Regions from separate parts of the Homo sapiens genome. Here region 2 is linked to region 1. Evidence: read pairs that join two places in POLR2A ChIA-PET (ENCODE). Cell type or tissue: Panc1. All regions are shown on one strand.

Region 1 (4,000 bases):
CCACCCTTGCGTTAGTTTTGGTTGTGTTAACTCTTTGAGTTATCAAGATCAACCACAGCTGAGGCTCAGAAGATCAGCTTCCTCCACCTTCTATGAGTTGTGTCAGCCTGGCTCCTCTGACCCTTCAACTCCTAGGATCACTTACTTCTTCAACCTGTAGCACTCAGGTCCTGTACTTGCATTAGTTCAGGCACAGGTGAAAGGTCAGCTGGGGCTGCCTACCTTATGACCAGTTTCATTTTTAGTTTATGTAGACTGCAGAATTAGTATTGGTCCTCACCTGGAAGGTTCTGGAAGCATGTCTTACCGAACATCTCTGGGGACCCCTAAACTGGGTGTCATTGTGGACGCCAAGGTTCCTCTCTTCACCTTGAGGCTAATGTTTTTGGTTCTTGTGTTTGTCCGCAAACAATTCCAATACCAATTTTTCTCGTGTAAAATGAATGAATCTCTTTTATTTACTTCCAGTTGTACAAAGGGAGAAAATTAAGTTCTCAAGTCAAATAGGCAGCAATGGTACCATGGGTGCTGAATTGGGAATCAAGAGACTGTGGACAAGACACGTGGGCCTCAGTGTGCTTATCATCCCCACTTATGAAAATGGAGCTTGGACTGGGTCATAACTAGGGTCAGCGTTCCCACCCTACACAATGACCACAGGGTCCTTCACTAAGTTCCTCCATGAAACCCAGCTGGCTTCCATTCAGGGCCCTCTAACGTGCTGTTCCTTCTGCCCCTAATCCCTCTTGTGGCGCTTTACTTGGCAGCTCTTCTCACCACTGATTTGTCTCAAATGTCAGGCTCTTCGGAGTCACCTTTCCTGACCACCAAGTGGCACCGGACTCCCAGCAGTTTCTACTCCACTAATCCATCTTGTTTCTGCCATTGCATTTATTGTGTCCATTCTTCTTTATTTTGTGTTTTTTAGTTTACTCCTGTTTCCCTCTCACCAATACACACACACACACACACACACACACACACACACACACACACATACACACACCAATAACAGAAGCACCACAGGAGCAGGGAATGTGTCTTATGCCTAGAACAATGCCGGTGTTCCATACATGTTTATTGAATAAATGAATGGATGGTTTTTCTGTGAGCAGAGCCATAACCTGAGACAAATAACTATTTTGACAACTACATAAAGGGTGAGGGTTTCATTGCAGTGTGTGAGCAGTTTTTCTCTGAATTGCTGCTTTTAAGACACAGGGCTGGCTTATAGAAATGATTCGTTCCCTTCTCAGTTCCTTCAGCTCCCCCATAACCAATGTCTAAGGTGACCAACAAATCCTGGTTTACCAGGCACTTTCCTGGTTTTAGCACTGAAAGGCCGTTCAGGAAAACCGTCAGAACCATGCACACAGATGGTTGATCACCCTACCAGGGATCCAGAATTAGGAATCTCTGCAGCTGAGGTCATTACACTTGTCCCTGCTCCTTGTCACTTTCTCCTGATTCTGCCAACTGCACTCCCTCCTGGCAGTACCGACAGCCAGCACACTGAAAACATTCCCTTGTATACACAAAAACCTCAGACAGAAAGGTGAAGAAAATGGCTTTTGAGATAGGATTCAATCAGATGTTTCCAACAGATGTATTACTTTCCTAAAACAGATACGGTTAATAATTTTTTTGATGATTAGGTTTTAATGAAAACCTAAATGTCAAAAAAAAAAAATAGAGACTAGTTTTATGAACTAGAATATATCTACTTGATAGAACATTATACAGTTATTAAAAACAACAGGAGAAATATATAGCCACAATGTTAAGCTTTCAAAAATGGCTTCTGGCTGGGCACGATGGCTCACGCCTGTAATCCCAACACTTTGGGAGGCCGAGGCGGGTGGATCACGAGGTCGAGATTGAGACTATCCTGGCCAACATGGTGAAACCCCATCTCTACTAAAAATACAAAAATTAGCTGGGTGTGGTGATGCGTGCCTGTAGTCCCAGCTACTCAGGAGGGTGAGGCAGGAAAATTGCTTGAACCCCGGAGGCGGAGGTTGCAGTGAGCTGAGATCACGCCACTGCATTCCAGCCTGGTGACAGACCAAGACTCGGTCTCAAAAAAACAAAACAAAACAAACAAACAAAAAACAGCTTCTATGCTACGATGAAAACCATGAAAAGCTATAAGCATATTTGCTGGAATTGAAAAGGTACATCAAACAATGTGTGTTGTTCTGTTGAGATAATGGAATTGCTAGGTAGAGAATTTTGTTTTGATTTTTTTAATGTTGTTACTATGTGGTTTATAGGATGAATAATCATTATGATGCTTTTAAAGAAATTAATCGTCTTAAGCAGAAGGATTGGCCATGAACCTCCAGGTGACATGGCATTAGTGCTCCTCAGGTAAATTTTAGCTCTTTTGAGCAATGCATAGTTCCACTTCCATTCCCAGTCAAGTTGTAGGTACCTGGGCCCAGGATCCAGAAGCCCTGGGTGCTATACTGCCAGGCAGCATGGCTCAGCCACATGCCAGAAGTCTTGGCTTCCCAGCCAGGCATGGTGGCTCATGACTGTAATCCCAGCACTTTGGGAGGCTGAGGAGGGCGGATCACTTGAGGTGAGGAGTTCGAGACCAGCCTAGTCAACATGGTGAAACCCCGTCTCTACCAAAAATATAAAAAATTATCCAAGTGTGGTGGCGCACACCTGTAGTCCCAGCTACTAGGGAGGCTGAAGCAGGAGAATCGCTTGAACCCGGGAGGCAGAGATTGCAGTGAGCCAGGATTGAACCACTGCACTCCAGCGTGGGCAACAGGGTGAGACTCCACTCTCGGAGGTGGCAACTCCTTTAAATTGCTGGTCCTCCTGCAATTTTGACTCCCATTCTGGTATCCCCAGGGAAATATTCTCCTGGCTACAGAGGTTTGGAGGAAAGAGGGAGTACAGAGCTTTCATATTCACCCTCAAAATACAGCCCAAGCATCATTAGTGCTCCACCCCCACATATCACTTCCTTCAGAAAAAAAGAGCCCCGCCTTGGCATGGAATATTCCCTGGCTGCTTCTTCAGGCTTGGCTACCTCCACTCTCCCATATGCTATGAATCCGCTTTGCTCACACTCTTCTCTCTGCCTGTGGTGCCCTTTTACCACCTTACACCATGTCTGCCTCATTGTCCCACCCACTCCCCCAACCCCCAACCCCCCCTCACCTTTATCCAGGATATCTTTACATTTCTGCTCTAGAGTGTTAAGTGTTCCTCCCCTGAGTTTGTGGGTGTGCTGTAATTGTTCCATTACTCATCTATACCCCAAAGAAGATGTGTTTTTCTGAAGGACCATGTCCTCTTTCTTTCTGTGTATCCATCCCCTTAACACAGTCCCTGGTCACTAGGAGGTGCTCAATAGATTTATATGAATATTGAATTGCAGGAGATGGCTCTAGTGCCTATATTTTAGTCATAAAAATTAAGAGGCTATAGTGGGTGTCTGCTAATGGTGAACAATTCATTGGGACTAGAACTTAAGGATGAGTTTTATTTCATTTATTTAGTTTTCCAACATTTTATGAGAATGTTCAGACATAGAGAAAAATTTTAAAGCTTCATTTCTTACAATCTCAATTTTCTCTATTTCAGATGGAGCCAAGTAGCCCCCAAATTCCCCAACTACTGGGGTGGGATCATCGTGTTCTAAACCTCCAATTGCCTGAGGCCAAAACCTAGACCATAGCATGATTAGCTTTGACATTTTGCTCATCTCATGAATGTAATTATACCTGTAGCTTAGTCAGTCAGTCCTTTTTGCTAGATAGAACCTGACTGTTTGAAAAGGCTTTCTCCTCTATTATCTAATTTTGAGCCTCTCAACAACCCTATAAAATAGGAAGAGGATGTATTTTAAACATTCCACAGATGGGGAAACTGGGGTTCAGGGAGGTTGGCTTGCCTGTGCAGTTAATATAGGATGGACTTGGATCTTGAGTCCAGTTGTTCTCATACATTGTCTCATCACAGTAAACTCCCAGGAATTGTT
Region 2 (4,000 bases), 140 kb after region 1:
GTGTATTTGATATGGAAGGGGGCAGGGAAGTGCTGGGAGGAGTAGGCAGGTCCCTGGTGAGGGCTCCACCCCCAGGCCTGTGCCCATGGACCTAGATGAGGACAGGCACCCTTGCCTCTGTGACCAAATATTGCATTTCCCAAGACCACCCTGGCCTGCCATGCCGCCATCCTGCGGGTATAAAAACCCCCAGGATCCTAGCGGATATGCACACAAGCAGCTGGACGTCGAGAGGAACACACCGGTGTAAGAGCACACGGACAGATGCTGGCAAGCCGGCAGGCCATCGACCTATGGAACAATGTGGAGTTTGGCCAGGGTGGTCAGAGCAGAGCCTGGGCTGCTGAGCGGCCTGACTCCAGGGCAAAACCACCTTCCCACTCCATCCCCTTCTGGCATCCCCATCTGCTGAGAGCTACTTCGACTCAATAAAACCTTGCACTCACTCTCCAAGCCCATAGGTGATTCAGTTTTTCTGGTACATCAAGGAAAGAAACTCTCAGATACAGAAAGCCCTCTGTCCTTGCGATAAGGCAGGGGGTCTAATCGAGCAGACTAACACAAGCCACCTACAGACAGCTAAACTAAAAGAACACCCTGTAACACACGCCCTCTGGGGCCTCAGGAGCTGTAAACATTCACCCCTAGACACTGCTGTGGGGTTGGAGCCCCACAACCTGTGTGTCTGCCTGCTCCCCTTAGGGGTTTGAATAGCCAGGCACTGAAGAAGCAAGCCACACCCCATCGCATGCCCTGTGAGGGGGATAAGGGGAACTTTTCCCATTTCATATTCAGTGGAAAGCTGATCAAGGACTCAAAAGAATGCAATGTTTTGTCTCTTATCTACTTATGACCTGGAAGCTCTGGCTTCTCAGGTTGTCCCACCTTACCAAACCAAACCAATTTACATTACACATATTGACTGATGTCTCATGTCTCCCTAAAATGTATAAAAGCAAGCTGTATCCCAACCGCCTTGGGCACATGTCATCAGAACCTCGAGGCAGTGTCATGGGTGCGTCCTTAACCTTGCCAAAATAAACTTTCTAAGTTGACTGTGGCCTGTCTCAGATACCTTTTTGTTTACAGAATATATCACATTTATGTTTTTTTAAATTTTGGCAGACATCTGGATTGTTTCCAGTTTGGGGATGTTGTGAATGGTTGTGATATAAACATTCTTGTACCTGTCTTTTCTTTTGGCATATATTTCTGTGTCTATTTCATACTCAGGAGTAGAATTCTACATCTATGCAGAATGTGGTGTTCAGCTTTAGAAGACACTGCCATACATATTTGCAAAGTGGATATAAATAGTTTATACTCCTATCAGCAATGGATGAGAATTCTACTTGCTATACATTCACATCAATACTTTTTTTTTTTTTTTTTTGAGACAGAGTCTTGCTGTTGCCCAGACTGGAGTGCAGTAGTGCGGTCTCGGCTCACTGCAATCTCTGCCTCCCAGGTTCAAGGGATTCTCGTGCCTCACCCTCCTGAGTAGCTGGGATTACAGGTGCCTGCCACCAAGTGTAGCTAATTTTTGTATTTTTAGGAGAGATGGGATTTCACCATGTTGGCCAAGCTGCTCTGAAACTCCTAACCTCAAGGGATCTTCCTGCCTCAGCTTCCCAAAGTGCTGGGATTACAGGCATGAGCCACCAGGTCCAGCCACACCAATACTTTATATTGATGTCTGTTTAATTTTAGCTATACCAGTGGATTGTCATTGTAGTTTTAATCATAAATTTCCCTAAAGGCTAATGAGCATCTTTTCATATATTTATTGGTATTTCAACATCCTTTTTTGTGAATTGACTGTTCTTTTGCCCATTTTTATGTTGGTGAGCTATATTTATCAAGCTTTTTATGTGTTCCTTTTTATATTCAGATATAGGCATTGCAAATATCTTGTGACTTGCCTTTTACTCTCTTAGTGATGTCTTAGGATTAACAGAATTTTTAAATTTATTTTAGTCCAATTTATCAAACTTTTCCTTTATGTTAGTGATTTTTGTGTCCTACTTAATAAATCTTTGCCCCCACTCAAATACCTCTCTCAATAACTTTTAGGAAAAGCAGGCCGAAAACCAGTAAGAATAAAGAGTATTTGAGCAACACTATTAACAAACTTGAGCTAGTTGATATCTTTAACATAACAAAATGTATCTATCTCAGCCAATAAATAACCAGTGTTATGTTTAATGGGGAAACACTAGAAACACTCCCCCTATATTCAGGAAAAAGAAAAATATGCTCATTATCATTATTTTTATTAAACATTGTATCAGAGATATTATCCAAAAGATTTGGTGAAAAAAACACGTAAAAGAAAGAAAAAGACATAACGTTTGCTGGTTGCAAATGATATGGTTCTATGCTAGAAAATACAAAGCAATCAACTGAAAAATACTATAAATAAAAATTAAATTATGCAAGGTGATATAGTATAAAGTAATATACAATATAAATAGCTTTTACTTAACCAACATTCGGACACGATGGAAGAAAAATCCCCAATTTTAATAGGAAAAAAAAGCCTAGGAATAAGCCTAATAAGTAATATACCAGGTCTGTAGGAAGAAAATCTTGAAACATTATTGAAGGGCATAAAGGAAGACTTGAGCAAGTGAAAGACATACAATGTTCTTAAACTGGAAGATAACATCAAAGGTGTTAATTTTCTCCCAAGGGAATTTATAAATTTAATCTCCTCTTTGTCTAACGAAGAGGGTTGTTTTTTTCCGGGCAGGGGCTGGAGGGTAAGGACTAGATAAATCCTTAAGTGTATACTTAAAAAAGCTCTTACCTACAAAGGCAAGTACGAGGAGCAGCAGGACGAGCATGGCTACATCTCCCGGTGCTTCACGCGGAAATACACGCTGCCCCACCGGTGTGGACCCCACTCAGGTCTCCTCCTCCCTGTCCCCTGAGGGCACACTGACCGTGGAGGCCCCCATGCCCAAGCTAGCCACGCAGTCCAACGAGATCACCATCCCAGTCACCTTCGAGTCGCGGGCCCAGCTTGGGGGCCCAGAAGCTGCAAAATCCGACGAGACTGCCGCCAAGTAAAGCCTTAGCCCGGATGCCCACCCCTGCTGCCGCCACTGGCTGTGCCTCCCCCGCACCCACCTGTGTGTTCTTTTGATACGTTTATCTTCTGTTTTTCTCAAATAAAGTTCGAAGCAACCACCAAAAAAAACAAAAAAAAGATAGAAAAACTTTTTTAAAAGAAGAGCAGGCCGGTGCGATGGCTCATGCCTGTAATCCCAGCACTTTGGGAGGCCGAGGCGGGCAGATCACCTGAGGTCAGGAACTCAAGACGAACCTGGCCAACATGGCGAAACCGTGTCTCTACTAAAAATACAAAAAATTAGCTGGGCGTGATGGCTGGTGCCTGTAGTCCCAGCTACTCAAGAGGCTGAGGCAGGAGAATCGCTTGAAACTGGGAGGCGGAGGTTGCAGTAAGCCAAGATCACGCCACTGCACTCAAGCCTGGGTGACAGAGCAAGACTCTGTCTAAAAAAAAAAAAGAAGAGCAGTAAGCGGGAACTAACTGTAAGAAATATTGAAGCATACGAAAAAGCTTCAGTAATTAAAACAGTATAACAGATAGACCTGCAGAAGAGATTAGAAAGTTTATAAATAGATTTAAATACATGCAAATTTTTACGTTAGCAAGTGATGCATCTCAAATCCGGGAGCAGGGTAATGATTATTCAATAAACAGTGTTAGAATAACTAGTTAATGTCTGGGAAAAAATTAAGTTGGAACCATATCTTACATCTTACTCCCAGAAAATATCAAGTGGATCAATGATTTAAATGTAAAATATGAAGGCATACAACTTCTAAAAAGAAAACATATAGAAATTCAGAAATTCTTTTATAACTTTAAAGTGAAGACCTTACTAGTTATGTTTAATAGCCATTAAAAAAACGGCTAATTGCGGAAATAAACAAGAAAAGAAATAACAAAAACCAAAAAATGGCTAATTGC

Evidence for each region. ChIA-PET counts read pairs that join two places held together with the same protein. Peaks named below come from ENCODE experiments on the same cell type or tissue, not always from the same donor. Only the 100,000 strongest peaks of a DNase experiment are listed, where the experiment ranks them.
Region 2: POLR2A ChIA-PET joins it to region 1 with 6 read pairs; 2 of 35 experiments call an interaction of 5 or more read pairs at or near these places.

Annotation. Positions count from the first base shown.
Region 1 is chr9:72,145,307-72,149,306 of GRCh38, reverse strand. It overlaps a transcript of GDA not described here. Among named protein-coding and RNA genes, the nearest start is that of GDA, 2.1 kb to the left of the region's middle. RefSeq lists enhancers at 1-168, 1,877-3,076. In Panc1, no CTCF peak of the experiment used is centred here; no DNase peak of the experiment used is centred here; H3K4me3 peaks cover 249 bases; H3K27ac peaks cover 398 bases.
Region 2 is chr9:72,006,953-72,010,952 of GRCh38, reverse strand. It overlaps the pseudogene HSPB1P1. Among named protein-coding and RNA genes, the nearest start is that of C9orf57, 52 kb to the left of the region's middle. RefSeq lists an enhancer at 3,031-3,562. In Panc1, no CTCF peak of the experiment used is centred here; no DNase peak of the experiment used is centred here; H3K27ac peaks cover 250 bases.